Regions from separate parts of the Homo sapiens genome. Here region 2 is linked to region 1. Evidence: read pairs that join two places in POLR2A ChIA-PET (ENCODE). Cell type or tissue: Caco-2. All regions are shown on one strand. Each heading gives the region's core, and the rest is flanking DNA. Links, peaks and the distances in the headings are about the cores only. Region 1 has its middle 40 kb from the start of FOSL2-AS1. Region 2 overlaps PPP1CB (protein phosphatase 1 catalytic subunit beta).

Evidence for each region. Peaks named below come from ENCODE experiments on the same cell type or tissue, not always from the same donor. Only the 100,000 strongest peaks of a DNase experiment are listed, where the experiment ranks them.
Region 2: POLR2A ChIA-PET joins it to region 1 with 5 read pairs; 3 of 35 experiments call an interaction of 5 or more read pairs at or near these places.

What each region holds. Positions count from the first base shown.
Region 1 is chr2:28,427,067-28,443,185 of GRCh38, reverse strand. No RefSeq gene overlaps it. Among named protein-coding and RNA genes, the nearest start is that of FOSL2-AS1, 40 kb to the right of the region's middle. RefSeq lists an enhancer at 2,805-3,304. In Caco-2, for the core only: no CTCF peak of the experiment used is centred there; DNase peaks (open chromatin) are centred at 6,313 and 7,001.
Region 2 is chr2:28,753,060-28,769,178 of GRCh38, reverse strand. The region is part of intron 1 of PPP1CB (protein phosphatase 1 catalytic subunit beta); the gene reads right to left. Among named protein-coding and RNA genes, the nearest start is that of PPP1CB, 9.3 kb to the right of the region's middle. RefSeq lists a silencer at 13,792-14,005. In Caco-2, for the core only: no CTCF peak of the experiment used is centred there; no DNase peak of the experiment used is centred there.

The DNA of each region.
Region 1 (16,119 bases), core at 3,309-11,308:
ACCTAAACAAAAAATCTAAAACTATAAAGCTTCTAAAAAAGAACAGAAGAGAGAATTTTCATGACTTTTGGGTAGGCAAAGTTTTCTTAAACAGATCACACACAAAGAAAAACAATCACAAACTATTAAAAAATGAAATAATTTGTAGATTGGACATTATCAATTTTTTGTTGTTTTAAACTCTTTTGTTGGTTTTTATTTGATTTTTTTTTTTTTTTTTTTTGTAGAGATAGGGTCTCCCTGTGTTTCTCATGCTGGCCTGGAACTAACTCCTGGCCTCAAGCCATCTTCCCACCTCAGCCTCCCAAAGTATTGGGATTACAGGTGTGAGCCACCACACCTGGCCATTTTTGTTTTCTTTTTCTTGGAAAGACGTTTTTAAGAAAATAGGCAAGTCAGTCTGTGAAAAAAATATTCACACAAAACATATATCTGACAAAGTTCTGGTATCTAGAATATATAAATACTCACAAATCAAGAATAAAATGATTTTTTAAAGCCTAATAAATAAAAGGGAGCAAAGGACATGAACAGACACGTCACAAAAGAACATTACAAAGGGCCAGTAAACAAATGAAAATTGCTCAGCCTCATTGTGCTTAATCAGGAGATGCAAATTAAAACCACAGCAGTAACATTTCACACCCACTCGAATGGCTAAGCTGAAAATGACCAACAATAGCAAATGCTGGTGAGGACGTGAAGCAACTGTAACACACACTGGTGAGGGCACAAAATGGTACAACCATTTTGGAAAACAGTTTGGCAGATTCTTAGAAAGTTAAACATACACCAACCCTATGATTCACCAATTCCACAACCAAGTATTGCCCCAAGAGAAATAAAAACAGATTTTCACCCAAAAAACAACTTGTCCAAAAATATCCATAGCAGTTTTATTCCTTTATTAGCAAAAATTGGAAATTACCCACATGACCATGAACAGGTAGATAAGTAGATAAATACATTGTGGTTTCTTCATACAATGGAACACTACTGAACAATAAAAATGAACAAACAATGCAACATGGACAAATGTCAACACTGTGTGGAAGAAAGAAGCCAACACAAAAGAGTGCATATGAGATGATTCCAAAAAGGATCTGTGATGATAGAAATCAGAACGTTGGTTGCCTCAGGGTGGGGTTGGAGATTGATGAAGAAGGTAAAAAGGCAACCTAGTGGAGTGAAGCAAATATGCTATATCTTGATTGGAATTGTGGTTGCATGGGTGTACACGTCTGTCAAAACTCAGTGAGTTTTACACTTAAGATCGACGCATCTCAGTGTCTCTAGAGTACACCTCAAAAACAAACAAACAAACAAAAAAACAAATAAAACACACACACACAAAAACAGTTGCCAGGGGCAGAAGAGAGGGGAAAATGGGGAGTTTTTGTTTAATGGGTACAGAGTTTCAGTTTCCTAAGATGAAAAAGCGATTGGTTGCATACAATGTGAATATACTTAATGTGACTGAACTGTACTCTTAAGATGGAAGAGATAGTACATTTTATGTTATGTGTATTTTATTACATTTTAAAAATAAAAAATTTTAAAAAATGCTAGCACATAAAACCTAACAAACCTTACTCGTGAGTATTTAAACACAAACAACTTGATTTCTTTTTTTTTTTTTTTTTTTTTTTTTGAGACGGAGTTTCCCTCTGTCGCCCAGGCTAGAGTGCAGTGGTACGATCTCGGCTCACTGCAACCTCCACCTCCTGGGTTCAAGCGATTCGCCTGCCTCAGCCTCCCGAGTAGCTGGGATTACAAGTGTGCACCACCACATCCAGCTAATTTTTGTACTTTTAGTAGAGACAGGGTTTCACCATGTTGGCCAGGCTGGTCTCGAACTCCTGACCTCAGGTGATCTGCCTACCTTCGCCTCCCAAAGTGTTGGGATTACAGGTGTGAGCCACTGCACCCAGCCAACAACTTGATTTCTTAATACAATATTTATCTAGTTTATTAAAATAAAAGAGGCAAGATAAATCTTTTATATAGTTAACCAGAATAAAATAAAATAAATAAAATAAAATAAAAAACAGGCTGGTGCTCTTGCTCTCAAGACACCACAGTGTCCTGTCCAGTGGCAATTGGTGCCTTCCAGTGGCATCATCACTTTCCATATGGCACCATCATGGGTTTGGAGGGCAGAAGTTCTCCCCTCCAAATGCCTGCATGGCTTGTGCTGCTTACTGGGAGAAAGACGTTCCAGAACTACTTCCTGATGAATTTCTTCCCAAAGAGCCTGGTTTCTTGTGTCTCCATATTGGATCTTTTTCACTTTTTCCCTCCCCCATCCCCACCCCACACCCTGAGCCCAGGCACCTTAGGGAGTCAACAGGTGCCTTTTAAGGTGACTGTGTTCCTCCTGCGTCATGCTGTCTTCCTGCAAACCTGCTTGGTGGAGGGGCCAGCCGGTGGGGACGCTGAACCCTGAAGCTCTTCGGTCCCAGTTGCCCTGAGTCTCCCTGACAAGGATGTTGGTTCTGGCCCGTCCTTCCCTCTGTCCCAGGCAGAGGACAAGGTCTTTCTGGCTGCAGTGCCCAACATCTCACTCTCCTTGCAGACAATTCAGAAAATAAAAAGTGGCATTGGAGGAAGGCACATGGAGGAAATGTCTTTGGGTTGTCCAGAGGTTGAGCTTACTCTCCACCAGAATTGCCGCTAGACCTCTGTCCCCCTCAGCTTGCCCCTGCTCCACTCTACAGCACCCCCAGCTCAGGCCCAAGGTGGTGACTTCTTAAACAGTGGGTATGGAAGGTGGCATTGAAGAAGTGAGTGAGTGCTGAGCCCTGGCCTCTCCGTAGGACTGCCTGGTTCTCAGACTGAGGAACATGTGGACCCTTTTAAACTTTAAAATCTCTGCCCTCCCTGGTCTCCCAGGAGAAGCTAGAAGTTTCAGGAGACCTCACCCATGAGCCCATTTTCTGACAACCTGGCTCCCCACAAGCATGGCAAGTCCCCTAGAGGTTTGTATGGACGAAAAGGAGAGGCCTTATCCACTGCGCCCAGGGCTCAGCCCTGCTTCAGGCGTGTGTTGTCTGTAGCGGGCAGAGGGAAGGGGGCAGGTGGGGGAAGCGTCATGAGTCTGGCTCCCGACACCTGTCCAGGGCCTCAGCCCGCTGGCCTGGACTCTGTTGCTAACACCCGTGCGGCCGTTGCCCGCCCTGCCACCTGTGAAAGTAAAGCGGGGCTCAGGGGAGGGCCTAGCTCAGGGCGTTCTACGCTGAGTTCCTCAGCACTGATGGGGGCTCTCCATTGTCCCCTCTGGCTCTGCCAGTCCAGGAACCCTGATGGAGCAGGGCTGGGGGCCCAAGACTGAGTATGGCCACCCCCTCCGGCAGGTGGGCTGACTCCAAGGCCTGCTGTGTGGCAGAGGAGTGTGGAGGGTGGTGGCGTGGGGGTGGCAGCTGTCAGGCCCAGGTGAGAGGAAGGCAAACAGAAAGGGATATATCCTCCAAAGCAGTGAATCACGAGCCACGACATTCATTAACTCGGCCTAATTAAGAAACAAACATGACGGCCACTGGTGCTGGGCAATTTGTTAACATCCAGTCCTCCTGGTCCCCCTGCCCCCGCTGATGAGGCCCTCTGCCTCCTCCTCAGTCCGAAGAGTGCCCTGGAGAGTCAGCACTGGGGCACTGACAGATGCTCCTGGCCTGTGGGATGGGGAAGGAGGGCTGATGCTCATGATGTATCTCCCTCGTGTCAGGTCCAGACTTTCATGAGGGTCACATCCGTGGGTCCTCACAAGCCCCTGAGAGGTGGGATTCATGGTTCCCAATTTGGAGATGGGGAATTTGAGGCTCAGAAAGCGGGGTGAACTTGCCCAAGGTCTCACACTAAGTGACGTCACTCTTTTCGTCACAATAGATAGTTGTCTTACTTGCAAGACTGAAAATACTTTTAGATTTTCTATTCTGACCTCCCAACTCATGGCTGTCCCCTCCCTAACAATATAACTTCCAGCTCCTTCCAGCAGCCCCCTCCACTGAGTCAGTCTTGAAGGGCATGGTGCAAGAATGCTTTCCAGAACAGGGAAGGTAGGATTTTAATTTTTCTGAAATAAATAGGAAAAATAGGGATAAGAATAGCAATGACAGTGTATTGCAGAGGCAGACGGAAGGGAAGGCTTAGCATATCATGTGCAACAGCCTGCAGGAGGCCATTTTGTCCGGAGCACAGTGAGTGGCTTAGATGGGAGCGGTGAGGGAGGGAGGGGTTGGGGGCACTGAAGAGGTGTACATTTCATTCCAAGGGCATTTTCAGCCGAGGAGATGGTGGCCACCTGCTGCCCTGTGAAGGCTGGATGAGTGATGGCCGGGGGGGCAGGTCCGCAGCGTCAGGGGCTCACATAAGAGATCTGAACTCGAGCTAGATGGGATGTTGTGTTGACAAGAGATCTTTCAAGAATGGCTTGACCTTTCTGTATCCCACGAGTCAACCACAGTGATCTGCAAAGCTATCTCATGAAGGAAATGACTGCGTGAATTTTAGCCCATGCTCTCACTGCGGCCTGGGCGATTATGATATTGGACAGAGATACTAGAGGAACACCCTCCATGCTGGGTCCCACCCAACTCTGCAGTCTGGTGTTTCCAGATTCTCCCTCTGTGCTGTTAGACCTGTGCGGCATCCATCTGGAATGCGAGGATACATCCTTCCAACCTCTCTTCTTCTTAGGCCCACCTGCCCTTGTCCTCGCTACAGCTTTCCCATTAAGGCGTCTGATGACCACAATGTTTCTAAGCTGGAAACCTCCCAACTAACAGCAGGACCCAGAATGCAAGTCTCCAGGGGCACAAAGAGGTACTTCAACAACAGGATGACCCACCCCCAACTACCAACCAAACTACGCTCTGCTGCAAGGCAGGAGACCGGCTTCTCTCAAATACAGCAAAGGCTGTCCCAGATACACAGTGACACACAGACAGTGCCTTGAGTTCGCCTGGTCATTACTTGGAGGATTGATTTGGTCCAAAACTCCTCGAGCTGCCAGGGATCCTAGTTAACAGCCCCATGCATGAAAACCAAGCAGGCCTGGAATTCCACCCTCCTGTCAACAAGCCCAGGAGAGGAAACCAGCGGCTGGGATGCACTTGTGTTTGCCCTGAGAGCAGGGAGCTCCTCCTCCACAGACCAGGCATGGAGGACGGCCCTGGTGGGGCCACCTGCCCATAATCCCCAAGTGACTCTGGAAGATTCCTCCTTTTGAAAATCATGGGGAAGGGGTTACCTGTTATGATTTTGGCATTCTGCCTTCTTTGTGACTGGTGGAAATCCTACAGACTTGCACCAACTTTCCTAAGACAATAGACTTCGGGGTTTAAAACATGTTAACACAATGTCTTTGAAACATTTAGAAATATCTTCACCACTCCCACCAACGTTGAGCATTTGTTTTTAAAAAATAAACACATGGCAAGAATGCCGTGCAGCACGCCAACGCGCAGGGGGCTGTTGTGCAAGCCACCCGCCCACGTGGTGGGTAGGAACCTGCCCACAGCTGTCGCCCTGCTCCTAACAACTCCTCCGGGCACACCCTGCTCATTAGGCCCAGGCCACGCCTGGCCGCCCAGACTCCTGGTTTAACCAGAATGCCAGGGGCGGGTGGGTGGGCGGCTCCTTGAACCCTGAACAATGGGCTATGAAAGAATGAATCTAGGCCCAGGCCTCGGGCCCAAGAGCTGGGCGCTGGCCCTCGGGATCCTCCCACAGCCAAGCCAAGGTTGGGCCTGTGGATCCTGCAGAAGGGGCCAGGGAGCAGCAAGGGGCCCCCAGAGGGAGCTGGCTGAGCTCTAGGCAGTAAAATTAGACTCCGTCTAGAGACTGCCTCGTTCAGTGGAAGGCTGAGCTGCAGCAGACATTATCTCACTCCTGCTCAATGTCCCCTCAGGCAGGTAAGGGATGAGGCTTGTTCCTGCTTTATAGCTGGGAGCCCAGGCAGAGAGGACAGGGCAGTTGGAGATGGAGAGAGAGGAGGCTGCCAGGCATAGCCCAGCACCTTCCCCACACCTGGGCAGAGGACCCTGCCGGCCTGTGCGGCTGCCCGCCTCCCCCCACCCCCACCCTGGGATCCACGCTGCCACCTCGGGGTGGGCCTGTGCCCTGCCTGAAACAAGCTGCCTGCCCCCCACCTTAGCTCACACCACCCACCCCCAGAAAATCCAGACCTCGCTCTCCTTCCTCCTCAGGGGCTGCCGCACTACCTGCCCGCTCCAAGGCCCTTTGGCAGGATGCCCTTTGTTTGCAGCACTCCCACCCTCGGGGCACCGTGTGGCATGAGGAAGCACAGGCTGCCTGGCCCATCCCTGCCTGGGAGGACATCTCACGAGTGCTTCTGCTAAGTCAGGATGAACCGGATTGGGGTTGGGCAGGTGGCAACACGCTGCTATTTATGGAGGCTCCTGCCCTTCCTGCTCCTGTGATTCCAGGAGGGCGAGGGCTGCGGCCATCCCCACCCGGTCACGGGACTCGGCCCATCCAGAGAGCCAGGCTAGAGCCACGACCGCAGGCTTGAAGGCTAGGAGTCTGCACAGAGAGACCACGAGAAGCAGCAGGCTGCAGGGGAGAGCCCTGGCTCAGACAGGAGACTCCAGGGGAACCAGCTAGCCCGGCCTCTGCCCACTCCTGGGGCCTCATCTGTTCAATGAGGGGGTTGGATTAAAAGAGATCCTCTCACTTCAGAGTTCCTCCACTGTCATTAGTCTGGGTTCCCCGACTCCCGATCCCTCCATTGCTCCTCTCATTAAAGTCCATTCTAATTAGGGGATTAGAATTCACCTCTGTCTAAATTAAAGGCTGGGCAGGGAGTGATGGCGGGCCGCAATGAACAGAGGTTGTGCAGGTGCAGATCTGGGCTGGCAGCCCTGGGGCACCTGAGAGGGGAGGAGAACAGAAGGCCCCGTCTGGCTCCACCTGCCTGACCTCCACCCCAAACTTGATCTTGTGGGTTTGGACCTAGAGTCCCCTCACAGAGAGGCCTTATGTGGGCCAGGGGTCACGCAGGATGAACAGGTCTGAGCCCTGCACTGGGGAACCCCGGGGTACCAGGAAACATCCACAAGGCTTGAAGAAGAATCCAAAGTCCTCCTAAAACCAACTCTGCTCCAGACATTCACCCACCAGCAAGACTTGGGACAAAGAAATTCCAAGCTCCAAACTCCACAAGCTCCTTCACTTACCATTTAGACTGGTTAATCATTTGTAGACTGTGTTTTGGTTTATAAGGTATTTTCCCATAAGTGATGTCATCCGATCCTCATAAAAAGACAATAGATATTTCTCCATTTCATAGATGAGAAAACTAAAGCTCAGGGAGTTTCAGCAGCTTGCTTACAAGATCCCAACTGGGAAGTAGAAAGAAACAGGCCTGCTAGTCTGGAGGTCAGATTCCAAGTACAGCATTCTCTTCAGAGCATGGAGTCCCTCTCTCCAGGCCCTAGGGACCCAGAAAAGCTCCACCAGCACCCAGACAGTGGGCTGAGTCCCTCCCAGCTAGCGAGGCTATGTGGTCTACAGTCAAAAGGGCCCAGAGATCCATTCCACTGTTGTCCTGGGCCCACATGTGGGCCCACAGAGAAGGATGGCCTCTCTGTAGTGGGTCAGAAACTCAGGGAAAACCTTCCCTAAAGTGTGAAATGACTGAATTTATATCCTCCTGCTAAACCCCGCACTGTTTCCTCATAAAGAAACAGAGCTGTTAGCTGTCTTCAAATACGGTCACCTGTGGCGACCAAGCAGGAAACAGATGGGATGGCATAAGGAAGGACCAGGGTAAGAACGAACCCTCCTGCCTCAAGAATTGCCAGGTATGTTACTTTGGAAGGTGGTAAGCTCCCCATCACTGGGGGAGTTCAAGCAAAGCCTGGGTAACCATTCTGTCCTAGGAATGTTATAGAGGAAATTCAACCACTGGATAGTTGAGTGGGAAGAATGGGGTGAAAGATATTCACACTTCTTTATGCCAGGGGTGCCACTTATTTGCCAAGAGCCCATGATCTGAAACAGGAACTATTTCAGCTTCTATTCAGACTCCTGATGCCCTTCTATGGGGCATGTTTAATCAGGATGGAGTTGTCAGAGTGTCTCTACCTTCTGCTGTTAACGACTGGAATGGAGTTGGGAGAAGGAGTCAAGAAGCAGGGTGTGTGTGTGTGTGTGTGTGTGTGTGTGTGTGTGTGTGTGTGTGTGTACATGTGTGTGTTAGTCCTTGGGCCACAGCAAGCCAAAAGGCTGACACAGGAAGGAACTTCTGGAGCTCCACACTCTGAGGGCTGAGCGCTTTGAAGCCTTCACTCTCTGCTCTCCCTGAAAAACAATTTGGACATTCCCATTGATTTGGGCGGCCAGCCAGAGACCTGCCTGGGCCCCATCGGCAGCTGTCCTCTTCATCACAGTAAACAAAATGAGTTGTGAGGTGGGTGGAGGCAAGCCCTGTCTTGGCCATGTGTTCTGGCCGGCCACCTGCATCCAGGAGACAGTTGGCAGGTCACTGGCCATCTCTCCTTTGCAGCTGGACTGGACAGATCTTTCATGCTGGGAGGAGTTCTCTTGGGACATCTGAGTACCCGAATCTGGAACCTGGAATTTCAGGTGCAGGGATTTGATAGTAGCATCCCAGCAATGTAATAGGGACACCCCAAGCTTTCTAGGATCCCCCAGGCAGTGAGGCTCCTGCCCCCGTGGCAACAGCGCTCTGTGCATACTTCTCAGAACTGAGAGCTTTTTGTGGCTTGGACACCCCAAGCTACTAAAGTTGGCCACAGTTTCCTGAGGGTGAGAAAATGGACCAGAACATCCCCTACCTCCAGAAAGCCTCCCAGGGCTGTGCTCGGTTGGTGAATAGAGAGTGACACCTTCCCTTTCCCCAGCCCTCTGCACGCCCCCACCTCCCACTTGGTTTTCAGTTTTCCTCTGGAGGCATTCACTGCCAGTCGGGGTTGCAGGGGGAGCATGACCGAACTCCAGCCTCGGCCCAGCCTCTCCCATGTTCTTCTAGGACTAGTACTAACTGTTCCCACTCATTCCTTCCTTCAATAAATGCTGACTCATGCACCTGCAAACCAAAAAGAACAGAAAACTACCTCATAGAAAAGTGGGCAAAGGATATGAACAGGCAATTCCCAGACTTGGCGTGACCACTTACTTGCTGTATAAATTTCAGCAACTAACTCAAACACTCTGTGCTTCACTTTTCTTATCTATTCTATTTTAGTGGGTTATTGTGGACACTGAATGATGTAATCCACATGTTGTGGGCTGAATTGTGGACGCTCCTGCTCCAAATTCATGTATTGAAATCTTAACCCCCAGTACTTCAGAATGTGATAGTATTTAGAGACAGGACCTAAGCAAGGTGAATATGTTAAACTGTATTAGGGTGGGCCCTAATACATCCTAACTGTGTCCTTATAAAAGGAGAGGAAGAGACATTAGGGTGCCCACAAACGGAGGGACAACTATGGGAAGAGGCAGCAAGAAAGCTGCCATCTGCAAGCCAAGGAGTGGGGCCCCAGGATCAACCAACCCTGACAGCACCTTGATCTTGGACTTCCAGCCTCCAGCACTCTGCACGGATACATTTCTGTTGTTTAAGCCTCTGGTCTATGGTGTTTTGTTGTGGCAGCCTTAGTAGATTAATACACCACATAAAGCACTAGAACAGTATCTGGCATACAATACGCAATAAATGCTAACTACTACCACCATCAACATTCTTTCCCTCCATTGTATACTCACACTGTATTAGTTTCTGATTGCTGCTATAACAAGTTACCACAGCTGTACCAGCTTAAACACAAGTTTATTACCTTATGGTTCTAGGAGATCCTAGAACCATAAATGTGTGCTGTTTACATAAGTCAAGAGTCTCCTTGGGCTAAAATAAAGGTATCTGCAGTGCTGCATTTCTTCTGGAGGCTCCAGGGGAGAGTCCATTTCTTGCCTTTTTCAGCTTCCAGAGGCTGCCTGCATTCCTTGGCTTATGGGCGCTTCCTCCGTCTTCAAAGTCAACAGTATAGCATCTTCAAATTTTTCTCTGGCCCTCCTGCCTCTCTAAGGATCCACAGGATTATATCAGACCCTCCCTGATTATCAGGGTAACTTTCCCATCTTAAGAGCCTTAATTCAGTGACATCTGCGAGGGTACTTTTGTCATTTAGGATAACATATTCAAAGATTTGGGGGATTAGGATGTGTACATATTTGGGGAAGCATTACTCTGTCACACACACAATGTATTATAAAGTGAGAAAAGCAAGCTGTAGGACAAATGCATATAGATCGATCTTGTTTATGTAAAAAAAATCAAATAAATTTCTACAGAGAAAATAAATACAGACAGAATGAAACTGACAAAACTATTAACCATGGCATTTTCTGGGGCTTCACACTGTGCATTTAAAAACATTTTTTATAACATGCGTCTTGTTCATTAATTATTTTTACGATTTTTAAAAATTTTTGGTAAGTAATCCAAAGAAAAAAAGAAGACACATGTACTCATCTTTGTGGGGCCCCGGCTAGAGTCATCAAATAAATCGCCAGTACCAAAAGCTCTCCGTAAGTATTCTAGGCAGTGTGGGCAGAGCACTGTGGCCACTGGGGCAGGAGCCGCCCACTGCCTGGGGCACCCTGGAAGGCTTTGGAGGAAGTGACACTTCTGCTGAGTTCTTCCGGAGAAGAAGGAGTTCTCCAGGTAGAGGGAAGGGAGAAAAGTATTGCAGATGACCACGGCTCAAAAGGAGTCTGCCCTTTATCTGGCAGTGTAGGTGATGTGGAGTAGAGGCTGGAGGTAGGAATCTGCCACTTGACCATGGCCAGCCACGTGGAGAGATAAAGGCAAAGGGAAGGGAAGCTCCTACCTGGAGCCGCAGGCTGCCAGGCCCCAAGCTGAGCGGTTTTGTAGGCATTTCCTCACTGGGTATAAATGAACCTTGGCTGTATGATTTATGGGAGGAGAGAGGGTCCGGAATGGATGAGAAGCATGAGAAAAGGAGGCAGGGGCTTGGGGCAGGGTCTACCGTTAGAGCAGCAGATGCAGGCTGGGAGGGGTAGGGCCAGAGCTGGAGGAACACCCTCCCCACGCTATCCCCAGACACTTCTGGGCTTCTTATGGCCCCATCCACCAGTTCTGCCCCAAGGCAGGTCTAAGTTCCAGAAAAGACTTAGGCAGCCTAATAGGACTTGGGGCCAAGGGAGCTTCCCAGGGACCCTGACCCTGGACCTGGTGCCTAAGGGTCGACAAGTGATCTCCAAGAGGTGCCCCAGGCAAGTGGCCACAGACCTGGCCCAGGTCATCCTGGCAGCAAGGTGCTCTGCATAAAATCCTTGAAGGGTATGGTATCCAAGCCAGGGCCAGGCGTGGGTTAGGTGGGGGTGCTGGGCCCGCTGGTGGGGAAAGCAGGCTGAGGGACTTCAACCAGTGGCCATCCACCTCATGAGCTTGTCCTGACTTGGAGAGACAGCACATGTCTTGAGGATGCAGCTGCAGATATAACAGATCTGTCTGTGGCAGAGAGAGATGGTGGGGTGAGCGGGATTGGATTAGGGGGTACCATCTGCAGGGTGCCAATGGCATGCTGGCTCCCATGATGGGCTCAGATCTCTGTTCTGTCAGTCTCAAGCTGTGTGCCCTTGGACCAGCTATTTAGCCCCTTCCTCGATTTTCCCATCTCTAAAGTGAGGGTAATGATAGTGTCTACTACATAGGCTGCTGTGTGTTAAGTGCATAGAACAGCTGGCGCATGGTGAGGCTGCTTCGGTGCTAGTGGCAATTCCTTGTGGCCCCTTCAGGGATCTCCCAGCTGCGCCTGGCAGGCAAGGGCCCCTTCAGGGTTTCCACACTACCCAGTGCCACTCTCAACCAGTCACCCTCTTACACCTGCTCCCAGGGCCCATGTGTGGCCTACTGCCCAGGGAGGAAAGGAGTGCTGGCTCTGGGGTGGTGGTTATGAGGCTGGGGGCTCTGAAATGCCAGAAGCACGGCCCCTGGTGTGAGAGGAGAGGACAGGAGGAGGTGGGGTTCCAGAGTAGCAGAGACACTAAACAGGGAGATCCTCCCAGGGCTGAGCCGAGCACACCTGCTGGTCACCAAATGCCCAGGGTTGGGCATCAGAGACAGCCTCATATGGGCCAGAGCTCCTTAGCTCTGTGTCACAATGCCGAGGTGTCTTTCATTATCTCAGGGGCCATTGTGAAAACATCTGTGTGCCAGGAAGCCCTGCTGAGAAGGTGGAAGTAGGCGTCACAAAGTCAGAAATACTGATGGGTTTGGTTCCACTCTGGAGAGGCAGGTTGTAGGGGATGGATCTGGATACTGATTCTGGCTGCAGGACCAGCATGCCAGGGCCTTCAGAATCCTCCAATGGCTCATGGAGATGGACAGGTATGCTGACCCACTCGGGAGCACAGCTACCTCCCACAGGAAGGACCCTCTCCCAGGAAGAGGGCAGGGGATCAGTGCAGAGCAGCTCAACAAAACCTCCACAGTTTGCCTGGCAAGTGGTGCATTAGTGGCTGAGCTGGAAGCAGTGGCAGCCTGTGGTGTTCTAATGCCATTGTCAAAAGGTGTAGAGAGGCAGCACTTAGGGCGTGAGGTGCAGACTATCAGTTCATCTGACCTGTTAAGGATTCTCAGAAAAGCCCCGACTTAGGAAGGGGTGGAAATCGTGACCCCGGAGGAAGCCCAGGCCTGCAGCTAGCTACTGTGTGGCCTTGGACAAATTGCTTCAACTCTCTGGGTTTACCCTTCCTCTTGTTATAATAAGGACAACGACTACATAATGATAGCATTAACCACCCTGCAGCACTTACTATATTTGAGTGACTTTAGCACATTATCTCATGTAATCCTTATGACAACCCTATGAAATAGATATTATTATCCTCATTTTGCAGATGAGAAAATGAAAGTTCAAGGAGGTTAAGTAACGTGTTCAAGGTCACTCAACAAATAAGGACTTTAAACCCTGGAATGGCCAGTTCCAAAGCACCTGCTAAAACTCCCAGCTGGGATCCCTCTGGGCCAGTTATGTGCTCCATCCTCAGCATGAAAAATTGAGAGAGGTTGCCTAGGTTCCTTTGCACTCCACCTCACCGCTGCTTGAGGGCTTGGGCTCTCAGCTTTGTGCACAGGGGATAGGCAGAGATGGCCCTAGTCCACCATCAGGCCCTGCATGACATGGAGCAGTAGGAGCCCTGTGGCCTCCACAACCCACACTGTTGCTTGCTCTTGCAGGCTCCAGAGGTCTTTTGACTTGTCTAAGAAGGGCTACTGATTGTCATCTATTTCTCACATCTCAGCAATAGCATGCTGGCTTGAGTTTAAACTGAGCCCTCCTTTGCAAAAGCTTAGTCCATACATTCTTCACACAGCAACTTCCTAATCATCCATTTAATAAAACAATAACTCCTATGAAAACCTCTACAAAGGGCCTTTTTGTCCAAGGCTCATTTAATGCTCACAGCCAACCAGCAGGGGATATTACTATTTTCATCATTTTGGTGGTCAACCGAGGCAGAAAGGTGACCAACAGCAGGCACTGCAGAGTCCTCTGTGGCTCCTCGATGACCAGATGGGTAGCCTTGGACAAGTCACCCATTTGTCGGAGCCTGTTTTTTTCTCATGTATAACCTGGAGGTAATTGTGGGGACTAAAAACAGAGTGGGTGTGCAATGCTTTGCACTGCTGCAGAGTAAGCACTCAAAACCAACAGCTTTTATTTTCTCTTTTTCAGGTCCGATTTTTTTTTTTTTTTTTTTTTTTTTGAGACAGGGTCGTACTCTGTTGCCCAGGCTGGGTGCAGTGGTGCCAAATCCCAGTTCACAGCAGCCTTGATCTCTCAGGCTCAAGTGATCCTCCTGCCTCAGCCTCCCGAGTAGCTAGTATTACAAGTGGCACATCAGCATACCTGGCTAACTTTTTAAATTTTTTTATAAAGATGGGGTCCCACCATATTGCCCAGGCTGGTCTCAAACCAACTTTTAAAAATAGCCTTTATTTTTTAGAGTGGTTTTAGGTTCACAGCAAAATTAAGCAGAAAGTACAGAGTGATCCCAGATACTCCCTGCCCACACACGTGCATAGGGTCCTCCACTGTCAACAGCTCCAACCAGAGTGGTGCATTTCTTTCCATCAATGAACCTGCACTGACTTATCATTATCACCTGGATTCCACAGTTTACACTAGGATTCCCTCACTTACAGACATGCAGTTAAGTTTTTTCCATGTCTTTTTGTGGTTTCATGGCTCATATTTTTTTTTTTTTGTAGCACTGAATACTGAATAGTATTCCATTGTCTGGATATACCCCAGTTTATTTATTCAGCATCTACTGAGGGTCATCCTTGTAGCGTCTAAGTTTTAGCAATTGTGAATAAAGCTGCTATAAAATTGGTGTGCAGGTTTCTGTGTGGATGTACATTTTCAGTTCCTTTGGGTAAATACCAAGGAGCATAATTGCTGAGTCGCCTGGTAACAATATGTTTAATTTTGTGAAAAACCACCAAACTGTCTTCCAAAGTATTTGTTCTGTTTTGCATTCCCACTGGCAATGAATGAAACTTTATTTTATTTTATTTTTTGAGACAGGATTTTGCTTTGTCATCCAGACTGGGGTGCAGTGGCCCAAACATGGCTCACTGCGGCCTCAATCTCCTGGGCCCAAGTGATCCTCCTGCCTCTGTCCCCCAAGTAGCTGGGACTACAGGCACACACCACCATGCTCTGCTATTTTTTGTATTTTTTGTAGAGATGGGTTTTTGCCATGTTGCCCAGGCTGCTCTCAAACTCCTGAGCTCAACGATCTGGCAGCCTTGGCCTCCCAAAATGCTGGGATTACAGGTGTGAGCCACTGCACCCGGCCGAGACTTTTATTTTAAATCACAGATGAAAGTGACTTGCTTAAGATTACACAACTATTAGTTGGTAGAGCAGCACTTCTGGTTCCATACTCTGGGTAGTTTCTGTTTGACCACACTGTCCCCTCAGCTAGACAAGCCAATCCCATGCCCTTACAAACACTCCCACATTTCCTGACCCTTGCTTTTGAGGCCTCATTCTTGGTGCAGAAGCTTCCTGAGGCATCCTTCTTCTGCTCCATGAAGGAAAGACTGTCATCCATCCAGGTCCTGTGTCTGAGAAGCTTGCGATGCTCTTGCAGTGCCCTGGCATGCGCAGGGGCCAATGTCCAGTTGTCCAAGCTTACCTGTGCCAAGAGAGGACCCGGGTGGCTCTGCAAGGCCCTCTTTCTAGTCAGAAGAGACCCGGCCAGCCCCAGAATCTGAGGAGTCACTGGAACGTCATCAGGGACTAGGAGAGGAAAAGGCCCCCATGGCGCTCCCCTCTCTCCAGATCCAAGCTCTTTCTTTGTCTCTTTTTGATGCGAAATTCACATAACATAAAAATTAACCATTTTAGGCCAGGCATGGTGGCTCATGCCTGTAATCCCAGCACTTTGGGAGACCAAGGTGGGTGAATGACATGAGGCCAGGAGTTCGAGACCAGCCTGGCCAACATGGAGAAAGCCCATCTCCACAAAATAAATAAAAAACAACGAAATTGACCATTTTAAAGTGAACAATTCAGTGGCATTTAGCACATTCACGACGCTGTGCAGCTACCACTTTTATCTAGTTCCAACACTCTCATCACTCCAAAGAGAAACCCCATCCCTGTTAAGCAGCCAGTGTCGCTTTTCGCCCTCTTCCTAGCCCCGGACAGCCACCAATCTGTGTTCTGTCTCTTTGGGTTTACCCAGTCTGGTAATGGAATAAATGGAATCATACAACATGTGGCCTTTTGTGTCTGGGTCCAAGTTATTTTCCATTACTCCCTGAGGAAGGAGGAGGAGAAGGGACCTCTTCTGCCTTTGTCTCCCTCCCCGTCCCTTGTCCACCTTGCCCTGTGCGCCCACCAGCAGCACCTGTGGCTCAGCTCCTCCATTCTATGCTATTTCCTATTTCTCTTTTTTATTTTTTGAAAAAGGGACTCACTCTGTTGCCCAGGCTGGAGTGCAGTGACGTGACCGTAGCTCACTGCAGCCTCAACCTCCCAGGCTCAAGTGACACTCCCACCTCAGCCTCCTGAGTAGCTGGGACTACAGCAT
Region 2 (16,119 bases), core at 6,738-14,737, 320 kb before region 1:
CTGTCTTCCACAGTTTCAGGTGATAGATCAGCCATCATTCATATTATTGTTCCCTGAAGATAATGAATTTTTTCTTCTGACAGCATTTAACATTTTCTCTTTCTCTTGGATTTCTAGCAGCTATGTTCAATATGGTTTTCTCTCTATTTACCCTGCTTGGAATCACACAGCTTCTTTAATATGTGCTTGGATATCTCTGTTTTGGAAAATTATTAGTCAATATTTCCATCCCATTGTATGTCTATCTCCTCTCTTTCTGGGATTCCTATTATACATGATAGACCTTTCCACTGTCTATCAGCAATACATAAGTCTCTCATGCTTTCTTCTGTACACTTTTTTTTTTCTGTCAGCACTAGATAATTTCTATTGGTTTTTGGTCAATTCAGTTTCATTAGCTTGTCCAAAACAGCATATCCTATTTTGGTGAATGAAATACTGAATTATGGATACAAAATTGTAGAAGTTTTAGATAATACCTTTCTCCAAAGAAGGCTGTTTCCTTTTAGCAGCAGCACAGCAGTAACTCATTTTCCTGAGGGCTGGTCTGTTTTAGTTTTGCCTTCAATCTTAGGCAGTGGTCATGATGGGGCCACAGTGGAAAACTCAGGGTGTAATAAGGCCCCTCTAACTTGGCAGGATTTGAACTTCCATTTTTGCCTCTCTGGCATTAGATACTGAAATGTCTGCTCAGATCTTTAGCTTTTCAGCTACTGTTTTCTGCTGGGTTTCTTCTCTTGCTTATGTGTACCTCTGAAGTCAGTCAATGACTTTAGAGGGACCTGACTGCAGATTTTGAGGTTAGATTTTATGTGGTTCTCTCCTCTCCTGGACTTAAGCTTCAATTGCTTTAGTGGCCCCAAACTTCCACCTTTCTTCCTTAGCCCAGTGAGACCGTCACTTTTTATTTGGGATCTATTTCCCCTATGCCACAAACTAGGAAATGTCTCCAGGGAAAAAAGCCAGGGTGACTGGTGAGCTCACACTATACGCTTCCCTTGTCAAAGATCAAAACCCCTCAACAATTTTCTGTGTTGGCTGCCTCTTCAACAATGGAATGGCTGCCGAGAGGCACACAAAATGTGATTATGCATACACTAGAAATTCAGGTGATTACATTAAAAAAATTGAGGAATGACTTGTCAAGGACTAGACACCATGGCTCCTAATCCCAATTTATTTCACCTGACTTAATCAGTCACACAACTTTGGTGGGAGCACCAAGGTTTCCTGACTTCCAGTAAGGTTATCTTTCTACAATCATGTTTACATTAGGAAAGGCAGAAAAACTACACCAGTATTCAGCAAACTAAGGCCAAGGGGTCAAATCTAGCCCAATGCCAGTGTTTGCATGGCTAGGGGCCTAAGAATAATTTTTTACATTTTTTAAATGATTGCAAAAAAGCAAAACAAAAGAATCCTCTGTGACATATAAAAATTATATGAAACTCAAATTTTGGTGGCCATAAAGTTTAATGAAGCATAGCCACTTATTTATCACTGGACACATTCATGCTACAATGGCAGAGCTGAGCAGTTGTGATGGACTACATATGGTACTCTCATCACTTCACACTGCTTTTCGGTGCATCACAAATTATACAGATGCAGTTACAACCTGGCAGCGTCATGGGTGTCACGATTATTGCTGTACTGCAACATTTTATTTACTTTTACTACCAGTGCATACTCATCATGTCAAAGCAAAAAAAGTGAACTTTGAATGTTGTGTTTTTAAGACACAATAAAGTGTGGATTATGTTATTTAATTGGGTGCTAAGGCATTGTAGTCATTATGTAGCTGTGCTAAAAAAAAAACCACAACATATACTGATGTTACCAGATGGAGCACTCACCACAGCATTCCCAATTCATAGTAAAGCAATGGTAAGGGAACTTTTTAAAAAATTAAAATGAAATCTCATCACAGCAGAATTTCTTCACAAAAATAAAAATGAGTCTGCAACTCAAGTTTCCAAGTGGCCCATTTGTTAGCCAAGTTAAGTCATTTATCAATGGTGGGTTAATTAAATTGTATCTGATTGGAAAAGCTGAAGAACTATGTATTTTTTGAGACAATAAACTTTTTTTTTTTTTTGAGATGGAGTCTTGCTCTGTTGCCCAGGCTGGACTGCAGTGGTGTGATCTCGGCTCACTGCAAGCTCTGCCTCCCTGGTTCACGCGATTCTCCTGCCTCAGCCTCCCAAGTAGCTGGGACCACAGGTGCCCGCCACCACGCCCGGCTAATTTTTTGTATTTTTAGTAGAGACGGGGTTTCACCATGTTAGCCAGGATGATCTCAATCTCCTGACCTCGTGATCTGCCTGCCTTGGCCTCCCAAAGTGCTGGGATTACAGGCGTGAGCCACCACCCCAGCTGAGACAATAAACTTTTAAACGCCATTAGCCTTTCTGTAAAAACGGTGCTTGAAGAGTTGAGAACACTGGGAGCAAAATTAGTAAACAATTAAAAAACAAGCCAAATGGTTCTGAGTGGTGTTCCTTGGCTCTCGATGACAGGTATTACCAATACTTGTTATTTGGGGAGCCAATCCTCATTCGAAGTGACTGAAAAGTTACCCTCTATAAATAATCTATGTGGAACAACTAGAGGCAAGAATATTCTCAAAGCAGCTGAGAAAAACTATTTTAGTACAACCTGAAGTGTAATCTGCTAAGATATGTCACAACTGATGATGGTAAAGTAGAAAAATACTTAGTTGGACTATTTTACAAAGTCTGAGAAAATGTAGGATGTTTGAAGTCTGGTGCAGTTTTTTTGTGGAAAAATATCTTAATCAGGTATTACTGAACCACAGGCATCAATGGTCAACTTCATTTGCTCTAATGAACTTAACCACTGTCAGTTACATGACTATTTGTTAGTAATAAAAGCTGAATATCCTCATTTGGCCAACCACACAGGATTTTGATGGCTTAGCAGTGACAGCTTTATTGTAATTTATTTGCATTCAGGGCTGATACTGAATTTTTTCTAAACAAGAACCACCACCCTCAATCACTATTACCAAACACAGAAGAGTTTTAGAAATTAAATTTTGCGGCAGATCTAGTAATTTTTCCCCTTTTAATTCGAGGTAGCCTCTATTCTACAAAATAGAATGAAAGCTCCCCTAAATGTTTTCTAATAAATTCAGCCTAAAATTATAAGGCAAAAAAATATATGAGAAACTTCCATTGTGGTAAGTCATTCTGACAACTAATACTGTCTGAATTAAAGCAAGTTGCTTTATTTTTTAATTTTTTACTTTTTGAGATGTGGTCTTGCTTTATTGCCCAGGCCAGAGTGCAGTGGTGTAATGAGGCTCACTACAGCCTACTGGCTCAAGACATTCTCCTGCCTCAGCCTCCCAAGTAGCTGGGACTATAGGCACATGCCACCACACCTGGCTAATTTAATTTTCTATAAAGACAAGGTCTCACTATGTTGCCCAGGCAGGTCTCAAACTGCTGAACTCAAGTGATCCTCCTGCCTCCGCCTCCCAAAGTGCTGGGATTAAAGGCGCGAGCCACCATACCCAGTCAGCAAACTGCTTTATACATAACCCGTGCTGCCAAGTTAAGACAAGTGAGATCTTCATTCCCACACAATTTTGCAGCAGATACATTTTTTCAAACTCAAACTAGCATTCTTCAAACCTTGACTCAAGCGCAAAAAAAATTTCCATATATCAAAATCCATTTAACTGTGCAGCCGAGGAGCTTCCACCTAACCCTCTACTGGAAGTGATTAATCTGCAATGTAATGACATGCTGAAAGGCAAGTATCAGGAGAATTCTATAAATGCTTTCCAAGTGATGAATATGCAGTATGTCCCTGTGTAAAAAGACATCTTCTAAGATGAAATACATAGAATCTCACTACAGATCAGCATCAAGAGATGACCACTTGCAATCAGTTTTGATGACAGAGAACATTAACTTTGAATCTCAATTAAGCAAAATGTGTATCCTCTCCCAAAAGAATTCTGTCCTTTACTCAACCATTATATTTCACATTTTATATCAGTGTAAAAACTTTTCCATTGCAGGTTTGTCTTTCCAACGCACATATCCAAGGGTATGTGATATATATGTGTCTGTGTGTTGTGTGTATACTAAATTTTACTTTTCACTAACCTTATGCTACTTTCCCCAGCAAGTTCTTACTTATCATTACCTCTCTAAAACAGAAAAGATGGCAAGAAAAAAGCACTAATTCCAACACCTATGCACGGTGTCTCATAAATTTTTTTTTTTTGAGACAGGGTCTCTCTGTCACCCAGGCTGGAGTATAATGGCATGATCTTGGCTCACTGAAACCTCCACCTCCTGGCTTCAGGTGAATCTCCTACCTCAATCTACTGGGTAGGTGGGATTACAGGTGTGTGCCACCATGCCCAGCTAATTTTTTGTATTTTTAGTAGAGACGGGGTTTCGCCATGTGCCCAGGCTCGAACTCCTGACCTCAAGTGATCCACTCGCCTTGGCCTCATAAAATCTTAGTAATCTTCACTGACCACTGGTATTCTAACTCTTACTCAACCCCCACCCCCAAGATTACATACTAATTAATGGCAGTTAAATCTAGACATCCTAATTTTTTCCTAGCATTTTCTCCATATTTAGCACAAAAGCCTGCTTTTAAGCAACAAAAAGGCAGAAAAATAAAAATTCTACAATTGGCTAAAATGTGGAGTCTCTCTTTTTTTTTTTTTTTGAGATGGAGTCTCGCCCTGTTGCCTAGGCTCGAGTGCAGTGGCACAATCTCAGCTCACTGCAAGCTCTGCCTCCCGGGTTCACGCCATTCTCCTGCCTCAGCCTCCCGAGTAGCTGGGATTATAGGTGGGTGCTACTATGCCCAGCTAATTTTTTGTATTTTAAGTAGAGACGGGATTTCAGCATGTTAGCTAGGATGGTCTCGATCTCCTGACCTCGTGATCCGCCTGCCTCGGCCTCCCAAAGTGCTGGGATTACAGGCGTGAGCCACCACGTCCAGCCCCCTTTGCTTTTTCATTCTTTCTCTCTTGCTTTTCTTCTCCCTCTCCCACTCTGTCTTCCTTTCCTCCCCATCTTTCTCTATGCACACAACACACACACGGTTTTAAGTGAAAAAAAATTAGGCAGCTGCTGTACTTCCCTCTCATCTTAGGACTGCCTGTTAACAATAATTAATGTGGGCCGGGCATGGTGGCTCATGCCTGTAATCCCAGCATTCTGGGAGGCTAAGGTGGGCGGATCAGGAGGTCAGTTCAAGACCAGCCTGACCAACATGCTGAAACCCCGTCTCTACTAAAAATACGAAAATAAGCCAGGTGTGGTGGCGCGCACCTGTAATCCCAGATTACTCGGGAGGCTGAGGCAGGAGAATCGCTTCAACCCGGGAGGCAGAGGTTGCAGTGAGCTGAGATGGTGCCACTGCACTCCAGCCTGGGTGACAAAGTGAGACTCCGTCTCAAAACAAAAGAATAACTAACGTGGATTCAGAGACCAAAATGGCCTTTAGTGGCTCTGTATAGTACCACAAATTGTCTGTAATATTGTGTATATGTAAAAATATTTTTCTGAGAAGGCCCATGGCTTTCATGAATTCACAAAGCATAAGTAAAAAGTCATTTCAGGTACATTGGTAAACAAATAGCAAGTATAATGAGAAAAGAGTGAAGAAGAAAAGTGACAGATATAGGTGAGGGCTAGACATTTCAGGAATAAAGGACTTTTTTTTTTTCCACTGCACTGACATCTGCTTTGATAATACAAAAGCAAGGATGGGTAAAACTGTTAAGTGTCTCAGTACACACCAAGTCAGTGGCACCAAACCCCACTGGTAGTCAGTCACTGTGTTGTTCATTGCAACACACATGCAGTGAAACACAAAAAAGGCAGCTTCATGTATGCCCTTTGGTAAAGCAGTACAAATGATCAATTTTATTAAACTTCAATCTTTGAATACATCTCTTTAATAATCTACATGATAAAATGGAAATGCCCACAAAGCACTCCTGCTCCATCCCAAAGTACAATGGTTGTCGCAAAGGAAAGCACTCCTGTGACTGTTTTAGTTCCAAGCAGACCTAGACACTTTTTTTCACTAAACACTTTTACTGGAAAGTATTAACTGACAAACTATGGTTATTCAGACTTAGATATTCAACAGATACACGTGAACATGAACAAAGTGACCCTGTCATTTCAAGGAAAACAACTGACAGTACTTGTTGCCAATGATAAAATTCAAGCTTTCAAGTTACAAACTAAAATTCTAGAAACCTTGTAATCAGCACCATGAATCTGACAGCTTCTCCATAATTAAGGACTCTTCTGATGAGATCTTGTAACATTAACAAATGTCATTTCTGGATACTGTATTAGATAATAAGCTGTTTCAACATCTGGACATCTGCATAACTCAGCTGAATCAATATTATCCAAATGAACAACGCGTATTATAAAGTCATGTGTAAGATCCATTTAAAGTACAAGAAAGATCAATGGATTTTAATGTAAGAGAACATAAAAATTCATGGATATAATTTCAGATTCCACATCTCTTTTAAAATTCACCTTTAAAAAACCACCACTTGCTGATTTTTGGTATAAACATCAGAGAATACCCACAATTATCTAGAACAGCTATTAAACTACTCCTCCTTTTTCTAACTACGTATCTGTAGGACTACAGACTTTCTTCATATTCAACTAAAACAAGGTATCAAAAGACTGAAACAAAACAGAGATGTGAATTCAGCTGTCTTCTGTTAAAAAGACATTAGATTTGCATAAAATGATGGCACTTCTCACATTTTTGCTTTAGAAAAGTTATCTTCATAAAAAACATTTATGCTAAAATGTAATATGTTGCTACTTAAAGAACAGATATTTATTTATTTATTTAGAGACACAGTCTCACTCTGTCGCCCAGGCTGGAGTGCAGTGGCGCAATCTCAGCTCACTGCAACCTCTGCCTCCCAGATTCAAGCAATTCTTGTGCCTCAGCCTCCCAAGTAGCTGGGAATACAGGCATGTGACATCACGCCCAGCTAACTTTTTTATATTTTTAGGAGATGGGGTTTCACCATGTTGCCCAGGCTGGTCTTGAACTCCTGGCCTCAAGCAATTCCACCCGCCTCGGCCTCCCAAAGTGCTGAGATTACACGTGTGAGCTACCATGCCCGGCCGAGAACAGAAATTTTTAAATTCTCAGTTTTAACTTCTAATGCAATATTGTTAAATACCTCACATAAATAAAAGCTCGTTTTCAATTCTTTACATATATGGAGAATTTGAGTGTAAGAGGGTCTCAAGACTCAAAGTTTAAGATACACTGCCCTATAGTTCCTGGCCAAAAGCAAGCATACAACAGTGTTAAATCACTTTTCACCATTTTATCCTACCTAGAAATACCTTTCCCTCTCAGCACCAACACTGATATGTCAAACCAGATTATAAACGCTGAATAATGGGAATAGTAAAGAAACTGTTATACGTACTTACATACAAGAATAGTGGTTATATGCAATAAACAGAAAGTGGAGGAAACAGTATCTGTCACATACTTACAAGAAAGCCTTCTCAAAATTAGTATGGGGAAGTTCCAGGACTCAGTGGCACAAAGAGCTCTCTGTTAGTATTTCCTAGCTCAGGTTTGTACTAAGCAATAATGACGGCTAACATTTTCTGACCTTTAATGTGTCAAGAATTGTTTGAAGGCACTTACTATCATATATGCAGAAGAAACTGGGGCTGAAATACACCCAGAATCTGTGTCGTTAATCATTATATAAGATGGCATCCCAATGTATCAATACTTATTAATATTTGAGTAAACACTTAACTGAGTAAACATCTGATTATCATTCAGGATTCACATAATTCTAGTAGTTGGGAGTCCGAAATTCACAAAAGCTATTCCTTTCTGTCATCTAAAATCAGACCTCACTCTTTCTCACTGACAGGTTTGCAAGTTTCTCCCCCTCAGAAGTCTGGTCTCGGCCGGGCGCGGTGGCTCACCCCAGTAATCCCAGCAATTTGGGAGGCCAAGGTGGGCAAATCACAAGGTCAGGTGTTCGAGATTTAGTGAAATCCCATCTCTACTACTAAAAATACAGAAAATTAGCTGGGCATGGTGGCAGGCGCCTGTAATCCCAGCTACTCAGGAGGCTGAGGCAGGAGAATCGCTAGAACCCAGGAGGCGGAGGCTGCAGTGAGCCGAGACTGCACCACTGCACTCCAGCCTGGACAACAGTGTGAGACTCCATCTCGGAAAAAAGAAAAGGTCTGGTCTTTTTGTCTCGCTAGTTTGGCTCAAGTATTTGATAGTAATTTAAATAAAACGCTCAATTCAAACCACATTGAGGAAACATACAAGTACCTATAAAGATTCCTTCTTAATTTACTATTTAAAGTTTTAAAATACGTGATTACAACTGCTAGATATGACATTAGTGAAAGCTATGTAACACCCAATATACCTAACCTTTTATTATGAAAACTTAGATTTTGATTTCTCCAAATCTTGAGAATGAGAGGTAGGACTAGGGGGAAGGTTAAAATGGTGTCAGACAAGTCCAGTTATGCATCATTTACCAAAGGGAAACTTCCTGAGAGATGCACAGTGAGGTGATTTTGTTGTTGTGCAAACATCACAGAGTGGACTTACACAAACCTAGATGGTATAGTCTATTGCTCTTAGGCTACAAAGCATGATGCACAGTATGTTACTGTACTGAATACTGCAGGCTACTGTAACACAATGTGCTTGTATATCTAAACATATCTAAACACAGAAAAGGCACAATGTATATACAGTAATAAAGATAAAAATATTTTTCTTTCTTCAAGAATAAATTAACCTTTGCTTACTTAACATTTTTTACTTTAGAAACTTAAAAAAATTTTTAAACATTTTGAATTTTCTAGTAACGATTAGCTTAAAACAAAAGCATATCATACAGCTGTACAATATTTTCTTTATATCCTTATCCTATTAAGCCTTTTCCTATTTTTAAAAATATTTTTCACTTTTTAAACTTTTGTTAAAAACTAAGCCATATACACACACATTAGCCTAGGCCTACAGAGTCAGGATCATCAGTAACACTATATTCCGCCTCCACATCTTCACTGGAAGGTCTTCAGGGGCAGTAACATGCATGGAGCCATCACCTCCCAGGATAACGAAGCTTTTTTTCCTGGAATGCCACCTGAAGGACATGCCTGAGTCGGTTTTAACTAGTTTTTTAAAATAAGAATATATTCCAGGGCCCTGCGTAGTGACTCAAGCCTGTAATCCCAACACTTTGGGAGGCCGAGGCAGGCGGATCACCTGAGGTCGGGAGATCAATACCATCCTGGCTAACACGGTGAAACCCCGTCTCTACTAAAAATACAAAAAATTAGCCAGGTGTGGTGGTGCACGCCTATAATCCCAGCTACTCAGGAGGCTGAGGCAGGAGAATCACTTGAACCTGAGAGGCAGAGGTTGTGGTGAACTGAGATCGCGTCACTGCACTCCAGCCTGGGCAACAAGAGCGAAACTCTGTCTCAAAAAAAAGAAAAAAAAAAGGTAAATATATAACATAGCTGTTTATTACCATTATCAAGTATTATGTACTCTATATAATTGTGTTATACTTTTTTTTTTTTTTTTTTTTTTTTTTGGAGATGCAGTCTCACTCTTTCGCCCAGGCTGGAGAGCAGTGGTGCAATCTTTGCTCACTGCAACCTCCACCTCCCAGGTTCAAGTGATTCTCCTGCCTCAGCCTCCTGAGTAACTGGGATTACAGGCATATGCATGCCACCAAGCCCAGCTAATTTTTGTATTTTTAGTAGAGATGGGGTTTCACCATGTTGGCCAGGCTGGTCTCGAACTCCTGACCTCAAGTGGTCCACCTGCCTTGGCCTCCCAAAGTGCTGGGACTACAGGCATGAGCCACCACGCGTGGCCTGTTGTACTTTTACACAACTGGCAGTGCAATAGGTTTACACCAGCACTACCACAAACAAGAGTAATGCATTGCACTATGACATTATGCCTATGATGTCACTAAGTGACAGGAATTTCTCAGTTCCATTCTAATCTTACAGGACCACTAACTACCTTACATGAAGTCCACTGTTGACCAAAACATCATTTGACAGAACATATGACTATACTCAAACCAAGAAAGTGTTTTGGTCACCTTGCAACTGACCAGATGGGAACTTCTGTTACTTAGGGATATTCTGATTAACATTCTTAGAATAAAATTCCTTTATGGTGAAATATGCTATGTTAAAACCTCCCAATTATGCAAGGGTGGGCATGCATCAAAAAGCAAACGCTATTCCCTCTGGGATATGCACATATCATCAATATCTCCACTTGTCTTTGCACAGATGCAGGTAAATTTGGCAAGGGAGGGTTCTGAGGCCAGTGATGTTCACGAAGGTTATACATACTCTCACAAATCACTGTGCTCCACATGTGAATAGTGCAGAGGCAGAATAAAGGACAACTGCCCCCGCCCTTTTTCCTACTGTATGACAAGTACCCATCTAGACCAAGGACTGACTTCCTCTATCAAATCAGGAAAAAACTGGCTACTGGTTATTTATACTTGAATAAGCCTTGAAATGGCTATTTAAAGCTGCTAGAAGCAGTGGCTGCTGCCTAAGGGTATCAATCTGTATCCAATCACAAATCCTAGAAGACTCCACTGGGAATCCCCATCTACCACACCACTGCTAAACCTACTGACATTTACAAACTATTTCTTCCCCTTGCCTCCCTATATGCCACCAACATTCGAGAATAACCTTTCAGAAATACATAACAGAATTTAAGTCAGTATTTCTAAGAATCTTAACATTCCTTCATACCTGTATTACTTTACCTGTTAGAAATGTTTGAAAATGGGGCTGGGTGCCTGTAATCCCAGAACTCTGAGACTGGCCTGGGCAACAAAGTAAGATTCTGTGTCTACCAATTTTTTTTAATTAGTGGTGCATGCCTGTGGTCCCAGCTACTTGTGAGGCTGAGGTAGAAGGATCACTTGAGCCCAGAAGGTTGAGGCTGCAGGTGAGCCATGTTCATGCCACTGCACTCCAACCGGGTGACAGAGCCAGACCCTGCCTCCAAAAAAAAAAAAAATTAATTAAAAAAAATTAAAAATGCATGGCATTGGAATGTATACTCTTTTAAAAGTAATAAACGTGGAGAATAAGGAAGAAAAAGACCTACTAGATGCAACTATCTTCCCCACTAATCCTGACTCTTAATGTGGCTTTGTCTCTAGACTCAATTTAAATAATGTATTAAATCCCAACGAATCTTCATCTTGGATTTAGATATTTACCAGAAAAGCTCCAGGTCTGCATTCAGATAGCAAAATAAAAACACCTCTGGGCTACTTCTTCAAACTGTCAGTTTCCCTTACTTGCTGAACTTAATTCAGAGAAAACAAACACCTAATCTCTGAATCAGTTAAAAAATATGCCACGACCTTATGTCTCCTCTAGTATCTCATCCAGAAGAATCAAGGAGATAAAATATTCCTCGGGTGATCTCCCCCACTCCCCAACATGCTCTTTTTTCTAACAAGTCTAGCTGCACATCCACACAAAACACCTTCCCTACAGAAGTGGAGGTTGTCGGCAACAACTGACACTTCTTTCCAACCACCTAACCTTTAGGTTGCTGGGTCAGAATTAAACAATTTAATCAGTAAAGAGGCCTTAAACAACCTGGCAGCTCATCAAAAAGTTAAACATAGGGCTACCATATGACCTAGAAATCTCACTCCCAGCTATATACCCAACGGAATTGAAAGTATATGCCCACAAAAAAAAACTTCTACACAAATGTTGATAGCAGCACTACAAGTATTCACAATAGCCGAAAGAAAACAAAATGTCCATCAACTGATGAATGAATTAAAAATGTGGTGTATACATACAATGGAATATTATTCAGCCATAAAAGGAATAAAGTACTGATACATACTACAACAAAGATGAATGTTAAAAACATTAAAAGAAACCAGTCACAAAAGACAACATATTGTATGATTTCACTTGCATGAAACGTCCAGAATAGGCAAATCTAAGAGACAAAAAAAAGTAGATTAGTGGGGGCCGGGAGGGAATGGAGAGAAATGGGGTGTCTGCTACCGGGAACAGGGTTTTTTGGGGGGTATATGTGTTTGAAAATATTATACAGTTCACTGTGGTGATGGCTGCACAACTCTATAGTATACTAAAAATCATATCCTCTAAATAGGCAAACTGTATGGTATGTGAATTATATCTGGATAAAGCTGTCATTTTAAAATGGAGGGCTTTAATATGCTTTCATTAATCGATTTCATTTTTCAAATCCATTCATTTTTTTTAACCTTCAAAAGGACACTACAGGCTGGGCGCAGCACCTCGCACCTGTAATCCCAACACTTTGGGAAGCCAAGGCTGGAGGATTGCTTGAGCACAAGGGTTCAAGACCAGACTGGGCAACCAACATAGGGAGACCCCGTCTCTACCAAAATAAAAAAAATTAGCCAGCCAAGGTGTCATGTGCCTGTGGTCCCATCCACTAGGGAGGTTGAGGCAGAAGGATCGATTGAGACCAGGAAGTCGAGGCTGCAGTGAGCCATGATCAAGCCACTGCATTCCAGCCTGTCTTGAATAGGAAAAGTTAAAAGTGTAGTCTGTCAGCCTAACTAAATCTTAAGAGTACTATACCTGTTTCACAAGAAAGAAAAGGGAGATACGCACTAAGAGATCACAAGCAGTGTCACAAATTCAGACATCTGACAGGTCAAAGTTAAATGAAAAATGAATTTAAAAAACAAAACAGGTACAAACACATCCCACGATTTTCATAAAACTGTAAGTGGGCCAAAAATGTAACACAATCACATTTTGCTATGGAACTTTACACAGTGCTAATATTCTACAACTCATATTGTAATAGTCAAGTTCAGCTTCGTGGTAATATGTTAAAAAATACTTTAAGAAAAACTTTTCTATCACACAGCAAATCGCTTTTCGGTATTTTTGAAGACATTTCAATGACAAGGGAAAATGTTCATGATGTAATACTACATGAAAAATTAACTCATAAAGCTATGTAAAGAATATTCTAATGATGTAAAGCATGTGAATTTTACAAAGTATGTTAAGTATCTTTAAACAAAAATATATCAAAATTTCAACAACGGTTATCTCTGGATTGTGGAATTACAGGGGACTTCTTGAAAGAATGCTGCCCTTTCATAATCAGGAAAAAGCAAATTCTAAACAGTTTCATATTATCACATATATGACACATAATAGACATACTATATCAACTGGCACATCCCAGTTTTTAAATACCTGGATCAAGACTGTGGTTGGGAACAGAGCTGGCACTCTTATTCACCCAGCAGCAGTTTTCCATACTAACCTCCTCCCAAATGCATTAGATTCTACTCATTCCACTTCACTTCCTCCAAAATAAACTTAGCACTTATAGTTTGAATGAAGTTCCCCAGATGATTCTGCTATACTCCCATTTCCCACCCCTCTTTGAGAACCACTCATCTAAGTAAGAAGCTTTTACCGGATTTTCCAGAATACTCATACAAACTAGCTTCAATTTAAATGATCAAAACACTATGGTAAGCCACAAGAATGTGGCCAACAGGGTCACTACAGGGGATAAAGTAGAAGTCTTTGGTTTTTAGTTCTAAGCAAAAGTTAATCCAAGAAAACATACCGAAAGAATATGCACCGTCCAAATAATAAAATCAATATTTCTGTTTTACATTAAATGGCATGTTTGTATTAAAATGACCTAAAGGACTCTTTGAAAATATCATATCAAGGTCAGGCGCGGTGGCACATGCCTGTAATCCCAGCACTTTGGGAGGCCGAGGCGGGTGGATCACTTGAGGATGGAAAGTTCGAGACCAGCCAGGCCAACATGGTGAAACTACTAAAAATACAAAATTAGCCGGGGCGTGGTGGCATGCTGTAGTCCCAGCTACTTGGGAAGCTGAGGCAGAATAATCGCTTGGACCTGCAGGGGCAGAGGTTGCAGTGAGCCAACATCACCCCACCGCACTCCAGCCTGGGTGACAAGCGCAAAACTCCGTCTCAAAAAAACAAAAAACAAAAAAAACTTATCAATAATACGCCCACCTAAAAAAGAAAAACAAAAAGCAACTCATAAAATGTAGTCACCAGAAGTGTGTATAGCTGATCTGCGATTTAATACAGTAAAAAAGAAAAAACAATCAGGAATATGTTGTGGGGCTACAATCAGCATTTTAAAATGAGATCAGGTCCTGCTGAATGTTTTCCCCTAATGCAGAGAAATTCTTGCCAAATTTTTACTTACACGTTCATTTGACACTAAAAACACTAACCATAGTTATTCTTGCTAGGCAGCTTTACAAAATATCACTAACTAGCATCTAATATCACTGAAAATCCAGGTGGACAAAATTTTCTTTGAAGATTAAAAATAATTATTTACTAGAAAATTCAAGTCTGCTCTGGACAAGTCTTTCAACAGGTCTGGATCTGGGAAGGAGCTGAAAAACCTAGAATATTTAAGAATCCCTTGGGGGCACTGTCAAACTAAATATGCTTCTGTAGGATGAAGAAGTACTGATAGAATGTGTGCTGAACATAGGACAGAGAGGAGGCTGAAAAAGCCTGAAAGACACTTGTTTAGACTGGGAGCTCCTTGAGTGAAGAGACTGTGTCTTATCTTAGGATTGCTGGTGCCTGGCAAGGAGGAGGTCAACTTGTTAACGCTTGCTAAATTAAGAGAGAAACGTATCTGGACTACAATTCTTACCCGCCCCCCCCCCGCCCCCCCAAAAAAGGAAAACAGATTGTACAAACCAAATATTTAATTTGAATTCACAAAAACAAATGGAATCACTTATTTTTCCCCCAGTGTCTTTTCTAGTAACCTTGCACAACCCACTCGTGAAGTTTAAGTACCTGTAATCATATAAAGGTGCGTCTAATTTAAAAGGATACAAACATTTTAAAACATAAATCTGTTTTATGCCTACAAAATATATGGAAAATGAAATAAAATATAAATAAATTGAGATACAAACATATTTTTAAAATATTTAAATTTACAAGCAAAGTTTAAAATATATAAAAATATGCCGGGCGCGATGGCTCACGCCTGTAATCCCAGCCCTTTGGGAGGCTGAAGCGGGTGGATCACGAGGTCAGGAGTTCAAGACCAGCCAGGCCAAGATGGTGAAACCTCCGTCTCTACAAAAATACAAAAAAAATTAGCCGGGCATGATGGCGGGGTGCCTGTAATCCCAGCTACTCAGGAGGCTGAGGCGGAAGAATCGCTCGAACCCGGGAGGCGGAGGTTGCAGTGAGCTGAGACCGTGCCATTGCACTCCAGCCTGGGCGACAGAGTGAGACTCCGTCTCAAAAAATAAAAATAAAAAAAAAATAAAAAGGAGTAGGCCTCTACTTCCCAAATGTAAACAAGACATACACATTTTTAAATTAACTGTATTTCCCTCATAAAACAGTTACAAAATACAATTATTTTCAAAGCAAATTTCTCAAAGACCCAGCAAGATGTTCACATCTGAAACAAAGTCTTAGGTAGTGAACACTGACTGCAGGCACCAGGGGGCCTCCCAGGAATAACTTGATAGTAAAGGAAAAGGTAAATAAGAGTTCCTGGTAAAACTTTTGCTTCCTATTCAGTCTTAAGACTGCTGGATGGCTTTCACATCTGGAGCAAATACACAGTATTTAGTTACAGAACAGGTACTCACAGAACTTGGGTTTGAGATACCGACACATACTTTGAGAAAAAGGAATTACCCCTCCCCCATTACAATATTCTTTGATGATTTTCCAAATATAAGTACATACTGCTTCACTCTAGCAATTATCTTAAGGTAATTTGAAAGCAAACAGTACATATGCAATCGCTGGACGGCGGCTAACAAAGAGGCCTCTAAATTGTTTAAAAAGGATTAAAGGCTTTTCTACACACTCACAAAACAATTATTGATGACGAAAACTTTAGGGTAGAGGGACTGTTTGGCAGAAGACTGCATTTAACTTTGAATAATATCCTGCAATGAATCAATACATTTAACTCCCG